Regions from separate parts of the Homo sapiens genome. Here region 1 is linked to region 2. The links are chromatin loops, found by intact Hi-C in ENCODE. Cell type or tissue: mammary epithelial cell. All regions are shown on one strand. Links, peaks and the distances in the headings refer to the core of each region. The heading gives the core; the rest is flanking DNA. Region 1 overlaps LOC101929727 (a long non-coding RNA gene). Region 2 overlaps LOC105378415 (a long non-coding RNA gene).

Region 1 (8,338 bases), core at 104-8,103, 62 kb before region 2:
CAAAAAAGAAATAGCAGCCTTTGGGAATCTTTGGGAGGTATAATCCAGTTATTTTGATCCTAGAAACAATGAGGCTGCATTTTCCCGTGATAGGAAATGAAAAAGCAAACATTTGGGATGCTTCCTTACCAAAGTTTTAGGAAGAAGCATTTCTCCCCAGTGTGGGGTCAGGCCAAGACCAGTGATATATCAATATCAGTAATGTCAAAGATTCAAGTCCAACATGATCTCTAAGATCCTGTAGCCAGAGATGCCTATGGCCCAGCATTGTCAGGAAAAGCAGCACAAGAGACTCGGAGGTCATGAAGTTCACTGTGGCCTGGAAAGGGGGCTGACCAGGAAGGCTAAGCTAGGAAGATGAAGGTAGAAGGTGGACTCTAATTTAGTTCTGTAAAATAATTCTAGAAACAGTATTAATCTCATATATTTCTATAGGCCTTTATAGATATAGACCTTTACAATGCACTTTTATAAGCATTATCTCATTTAATTTCTAAAATGGAAGGGCTTGTATTTAAACTCAGTCTTTACCAATTCTTAGCCATGGTGATCCTGGACCAGTCACCTCTATGAGCTGAAGTTTTCTCATCTGTGAAATGAGGATAATAAAAATACTGACTTCCAAGTATTATAATGAAATAGATGCAAAGCCTTTCACATGGTGCCTGAAGAAATAGTAAGCACTCTCTACATTTTATTTATCTTTTAAAAATTTTAATAGACCTCACACTAACCCTGTGAGGTGCCCAGAGCAGATGCTGCAACTCCATGTCACAGATGAGGAAACTTAGAAAACTAAAGCTCAGAAAGTGACTTGCCTAATATGGCCAGGGCATAGACCCTCAGAGAAACTAGAAAATGTGTTGTGTAATCAAAACTAAGAGAGCTCTGCACAGTGGCATTCTGAGTTGCATCTCCTTGTGTTTGTACCTCGTTGCAGCTGGGAAGAGTCAGAGGGACAAACAAGTTTCAGATTTTTAAACCGAAGGAAACTCTGACAGAAAATCCAGCGCTTGCTGGACCATTCTGATTCTCACCCAGCAAGGGTTAAATTATGCTCAGGAGGATCTCAGGAGACAGCAGGGTCCAAAAAAAGAAGGAAGGGTGTTGTCCCTGGGAGAAAGATGTGCCTTGAAAGCCCAGATGCCCTCACTCATGCACATGGCAGTGCTTGGTGAGGACCTCCACCCTTGAGTCAGCAGAGCTGTGTGCATGTGGCTGACCTCTGGTCACATATCTCAGCCCATACCATAAAACATCAACTTTCTGGAATCCCCATGAACTGACTCATTGTGGAGAGAGTTGAGGACTTACTTTTTAAAGCACCCAACACTTGACAAAATATCACCATTACCTTTGTAATGAAAATGTCTTAATGGGTCACAGACTTCCTTGGCTTTTTAAGCCGAGTAGGTGGAGTATAACTTATCCTTTCCTTGACAACTGACCATCATGAATGATGCTGATGCTGCTGTTCTGAGCAACCATATTTTGAGTAACAAGGTTCTAGATGATCTATGGAAAAGTACTAGGGAATGTAACAACTAGAATTAGCTAGAAGGGCACCATCATGAACATCCATTATTATACTGGGTTGTATACACTCATCTTCTTGGGATATTTTGAAGCATGTTGGAAAGAGGTTTCCACTAAACTAAATATTTCCAGATTACTGCCTGAGCTTTCTTAGTACTTCTCTGTGCTTCATTTAATATTTTTTGTCTTGTCTTTTATTCTTTTGCCCTTGCCTGCCTATATCTATCTCTTGTTCTCTCCAAACCCCTCTAACTTGCCTCTTCCCTTCTACTATAGACAGCCAAGCTTTATAAAATAGGTTGTAAAATAGGTACAAATAACACTTTAAAAGGGTGAATTTTATGATATATGAATTATATCTCAATAAAGCTATTTTAAAGTGCATTGCAAACTATAAAATCTTACAAAAGGTGAGAAATCACATCACTCTGTTTATATGATAATAAACTATTTCACTCTTTTATTTAAAAATATAAAAGCCCAAATAGGCTCTGAGTTGACTTAGAACTTCTCCAGAAGTAATATGCCTAAGAGTTAATGTATGGCCTTTGAGACATCTATTTTTGTTTACATAGGTGATTTTTTGGCTTAGTTCTTCATCTTGTAAGTGAAATTAATAGTGAGATGTGGTATGACTCTAGCTGCTTTGATTGAAGCCTCCTTCTTTATCCTTTCTTCATTCATTTGGCATTTTTGGATGGCCTACTCTGTGCTGGGCCCTAGGAGTAAACATGAATTTCTAAGTGATTCATAAGCAAATGAGTCCTTGTGCAGATCTTTAGGTGTAACACTCTAGGAAGTATGAGTTTTAATGCTTCCTTGATTTTTTTCCCTTAATAACTTCATGACCCCCAAATCCAATCAGTCCCTATAGAAGCAGCATAACCAACCAATTGGATTGCCAGCCTGTTGTTGGAGAGTTGGCCCACAGAGTGGAGATTCCTGATCAGAGGACAAAGCTGAAAGGACAACATAGAACTACTTCTAATTGTCACATTCCCTAGTACTTTTCCATAGATCAGCTAGAACCTTATTACTCAAAGTATGGTTGCTCAGAACAGCAGCATCAGCATCATTCTCATCACACCTTGTAGTGTGTGAGAAATAGAAAATCTTAGGCTCCACCCAAGACCTATTACAGTAGAAGCAGCCTTTTAACAAGATGCCCAAATGATTCATATGCTCATTAAAGCTTGAAAAGCACTGATCTAGATAATATTTTACACTAGCATGCCTGAAACACCTGTCTCTTCACCCACTGCAATAATCACAGCTTTCAGAGCCCTTAGATGAATGATGCCCAACATGAGAGGCCATCGTTTGGCACAGAGGCACATCCCACCAGTTAGTAGGCAGAAGACGGTCTTGATGATGCTGAGCAGATGTTCAGCGTTCTTGCTGAACAGTCAGAGACCATTGCTGTTCTCTTCACAATGTCTGTCAGGTTCAATAACTCTTCTCCAGTGACTCACCTCTTTATACACACGTGCTGTAATTTTCTTTAAAGACTAGTTTGTCAGCAGCATCCAAAGCTGGATCTACTTCCTTTGTTGCAAAACTTCATCTGTATTCTTGGAAATACCCGCCCCCCAGTTCAAATTCAACTCTAGTCTTCCTAACACCATTTCATTCATCCATTCGTTCACTTGAAAAGTACTTACTGAAAGATTACTATGTGCCAGGGACTACCAGCATCTCCACCATGTAAACATTTGCACTCCCTCTCTGCCAACTAGCTTGCTTGCTTGCCTTTAACACTTAGTTTCTACTTTTTACATAATATTGGAAACATTTTTAAGTAGAAAACATACTCTCTATCCTTAAATAACTAATACTGTAATTGAGAGGGCAAGATATAGAATTTAAAAATATGTGAAGAGTAAATTTTCAAGTCCCAAAAGGGATGATATATCCTATACTACAACAAGCACTGCATTGTGCCTGAGTCAAGAATCCATTAATCCACTTCAGGATCCTAGATACGTCTCTTTGTCCTTCTAATTTTCAGTTTCTTCTTTGTCTTTTTTGTTGTTTGTTTTTGTTTGTTTGAGACAGCATCTCGCTCTGTTGCCCATGCTGGAGTGCAATGTCGCGATTATGGCTCACTGCAGTCTCAACCTCCCAGGCTCAAGCAATCTTCCTGCCTCAGCCTCCCAAGTAGCTGGAAGGACAGGTGTGTGTCACCATGCCTGGCTAATTTTTCTATTTTTTGTAGAGACAGGGTCTTGGTATGTTGCCTAGGCTAGTTTTATCAACTACTAAAAAAAAGTGTTAGACCATCTAATCTTAAAAAATTCCTCCCAGTCTCCAACAATTCAAATGCCCAAAGATGGCATCCTAAACATATACACTGAAGGAATTCAAGGAAAGAAAATAAGCACATGGGTTTGGATAGGGAAACTTTATATCATCACAGTTAAGAGTCCATTTTGATGTCACACAATTCTAAACTCAAACCTTTGAGCTAGAAATTAATACGCTTGAGGTCTTTGACCACTGGCTTAATCTCTTTGATCCTCTGTTTTCTCCTTCATAAAGTGGAAATAATAATAGTAACTATTTTATAAGATTACTACGAGGATTAAATGGAATAATTCATGTAAGGTCCTTCACACAATGCCCGGCATGAAGGATGTGCTAAATCGATGATGGTAGTGATGCTGGTGCTGATGGTAGTATTTTTAGGAAGGTCTCTGTGGAACAAGCAAGCCTTCCCAGTAAGGATTAAATTCCACTTTGAGTTGGAAGAACTGGTGAGCTATAGGAGGTGAACTACAAGGGGACTGACCAACGGGCCATAGAGAAGCAAAAGGAAGGAATGGTAAGAGGTAGGGAAGATGGAATACAGGTAAGTTAATAGATAACTTTGCTGACCAGAATGGATGTGGGAGGGAAGACTTGGTTTGACAGAAAGAAACAGTGCTTGAGGGTGGTGTCTCTAACATTTCTGGGCAGATAATGAGGGGTTAAGAGACTCAAGGCAGGGAGACCAGCCAGAAGCCCATAGTTACCTCTGGATAAATTACTGGGATCTAGACAATAGAGCAAAAAGTCAGGAAGCAAAAGCTCTGTCCTCTGGAGCTCCCCAAGGATCTTCAAGATCCTCCCTAAGAAATTCCTCTTGGTCTCCTACACACACATGTTTAGTATTTTTTCTCACCCCAATTAAAACTGGAGGAAACATGCAACCATGCCCATGTGCCTGGAAGGTATGTGAGGAGCTGAGATCACATCCTGTCTGTGAGTTCTGAGTCAGAGAATCCCGTAAGAGGATATTGAAGGTTACTAAGCAGGCCATGTCACTTTCAGTCTGGCTGTAGTCAGATCTTGTTGGATAAGAGCAGGGCCCAAGCCCTCCAGGCATGGCAAGGCCTCTGCAGTGCCATGTGGTTGCTATTACTGAGCCTAAACAATGAGCCAAGAGCTCATACAGACTGCTCATCCTGGCCTATTTCATAGGCTACACCCCAAGGCTGTCCAGAAGAACAGAGACTGCCCCAACATAACCATGGTAGGCAAATTATTTCCTAGAGACACACCAGAGGTGGAAGTGGGAGAGAACTTGACCTAATTATAGACTAAATTGACCAGAACTTTGCTCCTGGGATAACGTTATCACTGCTTGTTCCTTAGCATGCTCACTTGGGTTTGGCACGTTGTGGCTCTTCTCCACAGCTTCCTGGATGGCAAACATTGCTCTGGCCCCGTATTCTAAACGAAGAAACTGTCACATGATACACAGAGAGGTGTCTGGTGAGATGGGACTTCACTAGGACAGTTCAGCAGTACACACACACACACACACACACATACGCTGGCACATCCATCACTGGAGTGGTGGTGGGTGAAGCATGATTTCATACTTCACAATCTCAGTAATCTTCTGCGGAAAAAAAGATGTGATAGGAGATGGATGCAAGTTTTTCTAGTAGCACATGGTGGTCATGTTCCCATGGCCATAACCAGGTGGAGAAGTGAGGTGATTATGCAGGCAAAGATTGCAGTTTCTTTGAAGAACCACCCCAGGAAGATTCTCCAAGATCTCTCTCATTCTTGGCCTAAACTCAAGTGTTCAGCAAGTGATGACTGAGTTCTGGCTGTATCAACAATAGCCTCAGATGCTTTGATGGATTCTACAATGCCCTTGATAATCTGCTAAGTAGGTGAGGCCTAGGGAGAAAGAGAAGGCTTCCCAGAGACAGTGACATTTGAGTAGGATTATGGATGATGAGTAGGGTTCAAAGGCCCGAACTGAGAGAGCCCATTTCTTCAGAAGCCTCTGCTGCTGATACAGCCCAGCAAATACAGTATTCCTAATGAGTGCAGCCTACTCTTTTTAAGTCTTATCTTAGTCTCCCCTCTTCACACCTTAATGTTCCAGAAGATATCTCCTGTAGTAGAGAGGAACTGGTTATCCTTGAAGTGAGGATCTCTTTGTTATCAAATGGCTTTCCCTCTCTGTTCTTTGTTGTCCCCACTCCTCCCTAAATCACAGCCCCAGCTCTAAAACTTTAGCACTAAAATCAGCTGAAACTGAGACCTTATTTTCTAAATAGAAACTGAGGAACTATGGCCCAATTCAGCAACATACAAATGTACCTACCTCATTGGATGGTTATGAGGTTTCAGTAATTGCTTACTATATCTAAAGCACTAGAATAGAGCCTAATGTGTATAAGCATTCTGTAAATGTTTTTCTAAGAACAATAATGAGGCAAGTGCATTGATGCACCTAGTACTGGGGATGGCTCAGAAGATGGAGTAATTGATTCTGGATGGAGGGGTCAGTTAAGGCCCAGAGAAAGTGACATTTCTTCTGGATCAGATAGGAGAACAGTTGAAGGGGTCTCAACAGTTGAAGGGATTAGCAAATAACACTAGCAAGGTTCTTACAAATTATATTTTTTTATTTGAGATTAATTCATAGTAAAAATCTTAGCAAATGTTATCAATATTGAATGAGGCTTAGCAGAACATTTCATTAAAAGTCTGTAGCAAAAAGCTCAAAATTATAAGATATCAGGACAGTAATGTGCTGGTAAATTAACAATGGACTGGGAGGTGTGGGAGGCCTGATGTGTAGAATTTGCCCATTTCTAGGATGTGAATACTCCAACCATAGCTGATTTTAAGCTTCATTAGTCCCCCCTTATCCAAAGGGGATACAATCCAAGACCTCTAGTGGATGTCTGAATCTGCAGATAGTACCAAACCCTATGTATACGGTCATATGTTGCTTCTGGACAGGGATAAGTTCCGAGAAATAAATTTTTGGTGATTTTGTCATTGTGCAAACATCATAGAGTGTACTTACACAAACCTAGATGGCAGAGCCTACTACACACCTGGGCTCTATGGTACAGAATATTGTTCCTAGGCTACAAATCTGTATAGTATTTTACTGTACTGAATACTGCAGGCAACTGTAACACAATGGTAAGTGTTTGTGTATCTAAACATAGAAAAGATACAGTGTTTGTGTATCTAAACATAGAAAAGATACAGTAAAAATACAGTATTATAACCTTATGGGACCACTGTCCTATATGTGTTCCATTGTTGACTGAAACTTCGTTATGTGGCCCATGATTCTACTGTGTCTTTTTGATTTGATAACCGCAAAGGCCACTAAGTGACTAATGGACAAGGAGCATCTACAATGCAGATACACTGGACAAAGGGATGACTCACATCAAAGTCTGGGTGGAGAAGGCTGGCACAGATTTCATCATGCTACGTGGAACAGCAGGCAATTTTAAACTTATGAATTGTTTATTTCTAGAATTTTTCATTTTGTATTTTTGAACCCCAGGTAACTGAAACCAAGGAAAGTGAAATCATGGAGATGAGGGAACTGCTGTACCAGAAATATCAATGGACTCATAAAATTCCTAAAAATTTAACTATTGGCTCTCAGAAGCCAGTACACCAGGGATGCCAGGAGCACTCTGGGGAATAGAGAACTTGGATTTTCTTATTATGGTGCCCAGGACAGTGGAGAAGACTGATCCAATGCCCTGATCAGTGCACACTTGGAGGCCAGAGTCTCTGGAGGTGGATGAGACTTCCTATTGACTGAACTGCATGACTACTGAATCAGGCATGGGTTTTATTTGCAAGAAACAGAAACCTCTGGCTATTTTAATCAAGAGGTATAGATAGCTCACAGATTTTAGGTGATTCATAGATCAACGTTAGGCTTCCAGTAGCAGTGTCCAAGACCAGGATAAGAAAATCCTCACCACTGCCAAGCAGTCAATGGCAAGGTCTGCCTTAAATCTCTATAGCAGGGCCTGCCACCCCTCCTTCCATCAGCTCTATGCCACTTCTGCTGCTGCTTCCACAGAACACCAGACTCCATTATAGTAAAAATAAAAGACAGACATCAGGCCTGTTTGTTCCCACGCTCCCTCTCTTCCAAAGGGATGGCTCCCTGGGAGCTTGTGATTGGTTGGACATAGGTCCGGTGCTTGCCTTCCTGCTGCACAAAAGTCTAGGTTTGAACTCTGTGCAGCTACTTGGGGAGTAAGATTCATAACTCATTCATTTCTCTAAAACAGAAAGACAAATCAAAAGTCGGAGGGCTAGTATCCTTCACAAAGTCCACTGAGATTAGCTTTAGGCCCTCCTCTGCCTTGCAGAAAGGCTCCCACTGGAACTCAATATTGCTATTCCTTAACTTCTTTCTACAAATAAAAATGTCACCTGCTAGGGAGGAATATAGGACACATTATGCCTAAGTTCTTGCCCCACTGTTTCTACACTATCACAAAAAGAAGTATTGTAAACTCTAACATTGTGT
Region 2 (8,338 bases), core at 59-8,058:
ATCAGAAAGCCTTGGGTGTCCCTGATATTTTTGTAGCTGACCCTTGAATGCATAGAAGGGTTAAAAGATAACAGTAGGAAGAGAAAGGCCTGGGTTCCCGTGACTGCACCTGCTACCAGCCGTGTGAACTTAGGCAAGTGACTTAACTCTTAGCCTCCATTTCTTCACATCCAAAATGAAATGAATAATCTCTACTTTATGTGGTTACTGTGAGGGTTGAACAAGCTGATGCATGTAAAGTACTTAACACAGTGTCCAATGCATCGTAAACACTCCATAAATATGAGCTATTGCTAAAGCATTCCTCTTTCTGTTTAGCTAACAGAACTCTGGGAAGACTCACTGACAGGCAAATTCAGAAATTCTTGGAATTATTGCCAGACACAGATACTAACTAAGGCCTCTGTGGGTTTGGGCCATTCTGAGTAGCAGCACTTGGTCCAAGTGGGTAAGCCAGACACGTAGCCTACAGATCTGGCCTCTGAGGTCCATCCACAGGAATTTAAAACTACAATTGGCAGAATGACGCCTATTTTGTGTCTACATCTACCATGCTGCCCAGAGTGGCTAAATCCTTTACCATAAACTGCTCCAAACAGCAACCCCTTTTCTCCTACCAGACATGCAAAAAAATGAATCCATGTGTGCATAAGTAGCAGTTCCAAAAATAATAGTGACATTAGATACTATAAGACCATGGGACAGAAGAAATTGTCCTGGGAAAGAATGTTCAGGAAAGAATTTATTGAGGAAACATGATTTGATCTGGGTTTTGAAGGATGAATAGAAGTTAGACATATGGATAAGAGAGAAAGCATGCCTTGGGTAGAGAAGAACATGACAAAGCTGTAGAGGTAGTAATGAGCAAAGACAAGCCAGTGGGTAATGAGTAGAGCTGAGAAGCTGTGCAGAGAAATGTGGGGTGGGGTAGGAGGGCAGTTGTGATGGTATAAGGAGCTGGAGACTCCGAGTAAGACAGGGACTTGATAGGGTCAAATTCATCTTTGTGTGCACAGGACAGAGCCTAGCACAGAGGAGTGCTCAATAAATACCTGTGACTACATCAGTGAATGCATAAACAAAATAAAATTGAATTTTCAGATGATTTGCCTGGCTGGACGTATTGGAGGAAAGAGTTGAGGATGGCAGCCCAGGTAGGAGGTTACTACAATAGTCTAAGCCTGGGTGATAAAGAACAAAACCAGGAAGTTCATGATCAACGTGAGAAATGTGTTGAAAGAAGAATTTTAAGACGTTAAAGATTGGCTGCATAGTGGAAGGAAGGCAAATTCCAAGGTGCTTTGGGCTCAGGGCCTGTGTAATTGGCTAACTGAGACAGCAGTGAGGACAATATTATCAAGAGCAAGTGTGAGAGTGAGGAAAAGAAGGTATAACAAGTCCAGCTTTGAGCACTTGAGGTGATGGGAAAGCAGCCACGTGCAACTGTCCCGTCCTCATATGAAAAAAAGGGTCTAGGAGCAAACCAAGATAACTGGAGGGTCCTCTTGAAGGAGACATTGTGATTCCCCAGCCTCAAAAGCATTTGTCTTATACTTGTTTTTCTTAGACAGCATTCTAAAACTATGTTAAGCTCTACATATAGTATTTTTTGAAAAATTGAGATTCAGAAAACAACCTCCAAGACTCTAAGTCTGGTATCATGCTGCTATTATGTGTGGAAACTTTCCTGAGGGCTAGTGTAAGAGTCCCAAATGCAGCTGCATCAGAATCACTTGGGTGTGGAGCCCTGGGATCTGTATTTCTAGCCTGCTCTTCAAGTCATCTGATGCTCACAGGAGTTTAAGAATGGCTGGCATGGAGAAAGGGAAGCCTCTCGATATCCCATACACACTGCCTTTTGACTCACTCCTACAAGAGTTCACCTAGGGTAACTGGTTAAACATAAGAACTCTGGAGCAAGATTGCTAGGGTTCAAATCCTGGCTCTTACTCTAGCTGCTTGTGCTTGAGTATGCTATTTAATTTCCAAGTCATTTAATGGACTGTCTAATATTTCCTGATCTAAACCAGGAAAATAAAGATGGTACTCCCACATGCGTTCCTATGAGGATTTTTTGTGTTAACACATACGAAGAACAGTTTCCAAGTTGGGCACTATGGACATTTGCATGGTGTGAGTGTTTGTTGTGGAGAGCTGTCCTGAGCATTGCAGGATGTTTAGCGGCATCCCCGGCCTCTACCCACTAGAAATCTGCAGCACCCTCCCTCCCAATCATGAGAATCAAAAATGTCTCCAGATATTGCCCAATGTCCTCTGGGGGCAAAATCACCCCCTAGTTGAGAACCACTGGCACAGGACAGTGCCTGGCCTTTGGTAAGCACTGGCTGAGTGTTAGCTACAGTCTCTCCTGAGCATTTGTTAGAAGGAATGCTGAATACTTTATGTTCATTGGCTCATGAATTCTCCCAACAACCCAGTAAGGTAGGTATTCTTGTCTCCATCTCTATAAATAAAGAAACTGAGGTTCAGAGTGGCAAATACCTTGCCTAAAGTCACCCGGCTAGCAAATCGTGGGGAAGACCTCCAATCAAGGTCAGCCTGATCCTCAGTCCCCAGCTCGCACAGCACTGCTGGCACAGTGCCAGATAATCATGCTCTCCTCTCACCAAGCAGTTGTCAGGGCTGTTGCCCTTGTCACACTTTTCTCCATGGGCAAGAGAGAAATCACAGTCACAGCACCCCTGTAGCCTACCGTCATGGGAATGTACCATCCTCCTACCTTGAATCCTGAAAGTCTGCAATCTAAGGTTTCACTCTATATCGGGGATAAGCTTCAGTTCACAAAACTAACACATGCTCATCTCACTACCTGGGTTAGGGCCCTCCTATGTATGTCCATCTGGCATGGGTGGATCACCCTGAGTAGTCTTCTCTGTGCTCCTGCGAGCACCCTCTCCTGGGACTGCACCCCATGCCTCTGTTTCTACACCACAAACACAGGACAAGTCACAGAGAGGTGTGCAAGAAATGGACTATTTGTTGAAGGAGTAAATAAATGACCTCTCTGTCCCTCAGGTTTTCTGAGATGTAGGCAGAGGGTCAGCCTCACTCTTGTGTTCTGTGAGATGATGGAAAGTATTACAGGCTTCAGGGACTGATCCACCTGGCTTTTCTAAACCCAAGCAGCACATACGTGATGAAGATGGAGCACCTGAGTCCTCCAAGCAGGCATTTCAGCTGAGGTTATTGGAAGAATGCCTTGCCACGCTTGTGCTAAAAAATCAGGGAGCAACCTGAATCAATAGCAAATTCCTAAAGATGTCTTCCCCTTCTAGTGAACTACATTTCAATCTATTTCATCATTTATGAGTTAACAGCTCTGGCTTCGGTATCAGTACACTGACCCATCACTCATTAGCTATATGATTTTGGAGCCACATGTCTGCTCGCTGAGCTCCAATTCCCTCATCTGTAAAATGGGGATCAGAATAACTACATCACAGGGTGGTTCTGAAGTTTAAGTGCATCAAGATACATAAAATACTTAAAACAGTGCCTGGCATACAATGAGCACTGTTATTAATATTTGTTGTATTGTTTTTTATAATATGAAAAAAATCACTTAATTGTCACAGATGTTAAAACAGAAGTTTTGCAGAGGCACATTCCAGAAGAAGGGCTAGATAAAATGCACAGAATAAGAGTTCAATAGGCTGTAGTGGTTGTTATTCACTATCTGGACCACACTGCTATCATAAGAACATGCTAGGTATGTGCTTCACGAGATGCAAAGATAATCCACAAAGGGCAGTTGGACTGTGCAGACACAGGGAAGAAGGGAGAAGGAGGTGATTTCAGACCCAGATTTCACAAAGAGCTGAGACAGCCAGCTATAGAAAGGTGTGAGTTGCGACTCGTGACCCAATACTTCCTGCCACAATACTGAGAACTCGTTTTCAACATGTTCTGTGGGCCCAGCCACAAGGGTGTTCCCTTCCACCTCCAAGCATGACTCTGATGATGCTGCCTGGGGCTAAAACAGGTAGTTGGTGAATTCTTCCTTTCAGTTCCAGTCTCCTGAAAACTCAGGTACCAAAAGTCATGCACAGTGCATCCCCTCAGAAGCTGTGAAATAGAAACTTTCAAAAGATAAGCTCATGTTTAACCACACAACCTGTGTCATTTCATAATTCTAAGCTTTCATAACCTGCATTTCCTGGGTAGCTGGCATTATGAAAGTGCCATGTAATATGCTCAACAAAGTCATAAGGAGGAATATGCAAGGTTCTTAGGTGAATTGAATCACTCTTCAAAGACTACACAAAGCTTAATTTGGAAAGATTGCAGGAGTTGCCTTCACTTCCTTGAATTCTCACTTTAATCTCCACCTCCTACCACCTTGCCATCTATCTCTTCCCAGGCCTGATTTCACCCACCTGGCTTGGAGGTCCCTCTCCTATTTCCTAGAGCTGATTTCTCCATGAGGATACTTGGTCTCACTCATATCTTCACTGCCTGGAAAAGGAGCTTGAGTCTCCTGTTTTCTAAAAAGAAACAAGAAAAAAATACTACCCAGAAAACTTCCTCAACCCTACCGTCCCCTCAAGTGTCTCCTATTTCTCATCTTTTATTACCTCCCAGTGGGTTCACAAATGCTGACTATAAACTGGCTTCATCTAAGTCATCTGCAAAAACTCAGTTTCCTAGGCCTGTCAACTAAAGATTTGACTCATAAGGTCTGATGTGAGGTCTAGGAATTTGTAATTTTTAAAAACCCTCCAGGTGATTACAGTGTTCAAGCCAAGTTCAAAAAACCACTGGTCTATGTGTCCTCTATTTATTTCATTACCATTCACTCCAAACACCTGCTAAACTGATGCGCTCACTACTGAAATTGCTTTCTCAAGAGCCACCAAAGACTTCTAGTTGCGGTGTTCAGTGGCTTATTCTCAGTGCTCCTTCTCAGCTTCTCAGTGGCAATCCAGAAGGCAACAGTGCTCCACTTTGGCTCTCTCTCCTCCCTTTTCTGTTGGGAACCTTTTAACCCTACTACGACCACGCAAGCCAGTACGCCACATCTGCTGTGTCCACTTCCTCCTTCCACCCCCTGACGCGTGTGCACAAGCAAGATTCAGACAGTGGTTTTCTGCTGCTCCATCTTTGGAGATCTCATCCAGTCATATCATTTTACTGGGCCTTGAAACTGACTTCCAAATATGTCTCTCCAGTCACTGTGCATGACATTTGGTACCTGAGTTTTCAGGAGACTGGAACTACCAAATATGTCTTGATTTCCCTCCTGGACTAGACTCCCTTCATACATGCATTCTCATCCTTCAATTTAGCAACTCCCAAAGTCATTTCCCCCAAAACTAATGACTCTTCCAGAAATCCCCACTTCAGCTAATGACAATCATTTTGCCAATAATCTATCTTTACAAGTTTAAAATGTCTCCTGCCTTTCCTCTCTTTTCCTACTTTTTTGTGCTTTTTGATTCTTCCTTTGCAATATTTACCAGTATTACTTCTTGCACATCTCCTTTCCACCTCTAGAGCCTCTACCTGAACTGTCTTGTCTGCCTGACATTTTCTAACTCTCATCTCCACTTCTCTAAACCCTGGACTTCCTTTAAGTCCCACACCAAATTCTCCCTCTTTCATGAAGCTTTGATCTCATGTCCACTTTAGCACATAGTCATGTCTTCTTCTGCTGACCACCATGAATGTTTAACTTCTGTTCTATTCATGTAGCACTCACCACTTGCTGCCTGAAAATACTATTTCTCTATTTCTCTCACATTCTCTCCCTGCCACTGGATTATGAGTCTTTTCTTGAGGGCAAGGACTCTGTCTAATAACTTCTTAAGACCCCACATTGTAGCACTATTCTTATGTTTAATAAATATTGCTGGTCATAAAACAGAAGCCTTTTTTTGACAACTCAATACCCATAATAAGCCTAATTATTTGCACCAAAGGCAAAAGGCTAGATGACTAGCACTCAGTAGCTAGAACAGCTGATGCAGCACCCTGTTGGCACAATATGCATGAATGCTTCCCACTTTATTCCAGGCCAGTGTTTCCAGCCATCATGTCAGAGCTGAGTGGAGTGGCACTGGGTGCCAAGGCAAACACCCAGCCCAGCTGTGCTGGGAAGAACTGAGCTCCAATGTGTCTTGTGACCCAGCTCCTCCCACCCACCTGGCTGTGTCTCCTATCCTGCAGGTACCAATCCAACTAAGCTAAGGGACTAGGTCCCTGCCATTAATTGAAAACAGGTGAACAAACATGAGAAGAAGGCATGATTGTGTTCTAGTTGCCTCGGTGGGGGACAGGGGGTAGTATAGCAGGGGGAAGGGCAGATGCTGAATTTTGAGCATTGTTCCAACTGCTGGAAACCCTGGTCAACTAACACAACTTCCTCTAGCATTATAATATTGCGTCCCATATGAAGAGTCCCCAGTGTTGGAAAGCGCACTCCTGGAGTTGGTTTTCCAATAGGATGTGTTTGTGCTCCCTCCTACCTGCCTCATGACACATTCATACACAGAGGCAGAAGAGGCAGGCAGAGTTAGAAGCTTTTACTATGGTGACCATGTAGGATAGGTAAGCCACAATCTCAATTTCTAATTCTCTTGTAAATACCCAAATAGTCTTCCGGGGCGGCAGGCGGCGGTGCCAGGGGAGGCAGGCGGCAGCGCAGGAAAGGGGCTTTCTGGTGATTATCATTTAACTTTTTTCTGTATTTTGTAATTTTCCTGTAATTTCATACAGTTACAACAAATAACAATGAATGCAATATCTAATAACCAAGGGAAAAGCATAGATACATGCTCTTTTCATTCATTTGCATTACTTATCCTTGTCGAGCCAGATGCTTCCGTTTTGATTTGGCAAATTCACTTACCATTTAATGCCAGACCAGCCTGCCACCCTGGGCTTTTTACCTTTCTCAAGCCAAGCATGCCAGGGAGTGAGATTTGGGAAACCAGGGGCACAAAATGCCCAAAGAGTTTTCTGCAGCAGAAGCAGTTTAAAATGACTCAAGGCCCCTGTGATCCCTTCCAAGAACAAGAAAGACATTTCAAATAGGTTGGCTATGCGTGCTGGGATCATTCCCTCAACTCTAAAATGTCATCTTGTGGATGTTTTCTGGAAGTAGAGACTCTGCCTAGGGCATGTGGGTGCTTGTCTTTGATTTCCAATGTAGACAGTGATTAGGAGACAGGAGTGAAATGAGTCAGCTGCATTTCTAGAGGATTTTCTAAGTAATCTAAAAGAATGAAATGGGTCTTTATGTACTAGTTTGGAAAGGTCTTCAAGATATATTAAGCAAAAATTAATGTGAACAATATGATCCCATCAACATGAAAGAATGAAACTATAAATTTTCAAACACGTAAATGCACACATAAAAAAATCAAACATAATAGGGATTACCTATTTTTTAGAAAAGAAGCATGAGATAGCAAATGGGAGTTTTCATTTTGTATATGATTTTTATAAGAAGGTTTGGTTTACTTATATCATATACATTAAAACATTGTCTAAAGGAATATAAGAAATGTCTAACCGGCCAGGTGCAGTGACCCACACCTGTGATCCCAGCAATTTGGGAGGCCGAGGTGGGCGGATCACTTGAGTCCAGGAGTTCGAGGCCAGCCTGGCCAACAGGGCAAAAGCCTGTCTCTACTAAAAATACAAAAATTAGCCAGGCGTGGTGGTGCATGCCTGGAATCCCAGCTACTTGGGAGACTGAGGCAGGAGAATCACTTGAAACTGGGAGGCGGAAGTTGCAGTGAGCCGAGATTGCACCATTGCACTCCAGCCTGGGCAACAGAGTGAGACTCCGTCTCAAAAAAAGAAAAAAAAGTATCCAACCAAGGCTAATAAACCATCTAGGTAGTTTTCTATCTATGCCTGAAAATAGCTACAATAACTTTTGGGTAGGGAGAAAAAAATAACTTCAAATAATCCACTTACTTTATCCAATCCATCAGCAAATCCTGTTGGCTGTTCCTCAAAATATATGCAGAATTCAGCCACTCTTCAGTATCTCCCCTGCTCTTACCTTGTCTAAGCTCTGCCATCACTCACAAGCATGATGGCAATGGCTTCCTGACTGTCCCGCCTGCTTCCATCCTTGTGCTTGCACTGTCTGTTTTCCACACTGCTGGTCCTGAAAAATGCTACTTTCCACTAAGAAGCCTCCAGTGGCTTCTCATGTCATTCAGAGGAAAAGCCAAAGGTCTTAACAGTGACTGAGAGGCCCTGTAAGCCTCCATAATCTCTCCAACCCCATCTTCTGCTACAGATAGTCCCAGCCACACTGGTCTCTTTTCCGTTACAGAACACTCAAGGCACACTCCTGCCTCAA

The links. Peaks named below come from ENCODE experiments on the same cell type or tissue, not always from the same donor. Only the 100,000 strongest peaks of a DNase experiment are listed, where the experiment ranks them.
Region 1: a loop joins it to region 2, with 2.7 times the contacts of the local background. A loop is called at or near these places in 3 of 110 quality-filtered maps.

Annotation. Positions count from the first base shown.
Region 1 is chr10:88,149,435-88,157,772 of GRCh38, reverse strand. All of the region lies in intron 1 of LOC101929727 (a long non-coding RNA gene), which reads right to left. Among named protein-coding and RNA genes, the nearest start is that of PTEN, 290 kb to the right of the region's middle. RefSeq lists an enhancer at 4,990-5,129. In mammary epithelial cell, for the core only: no CTCF peak of the experiment used is centred there; DNase peaks (open chromatin) are centred at 1,242, 4,822 and 7,202; H3K27ac peaks cover 2,879 bases.
Region 2 is chr10:88,087,438-88,095,775 of GRCh38, reverse strand. It overlaps LOC105378415 (a long non-coding RNA gene), which reads left to right. Exons shown (of 6, transcript XR_007062225.1): 2 at 6,034-6,186. Among named protein-coding and RNA genes, the nearest start is that of PTEN, 230 kb to the right of the region's middle. RefSeq lists an enhancer at 3,932-3,981. In mammary epithelial cell, for the core only: a CTCF peak has its summit at 3,937; DNase peaks (open chromatin) are centred at 245, 3,945 and 7,135; H3K27ac peaks cover 623 bases.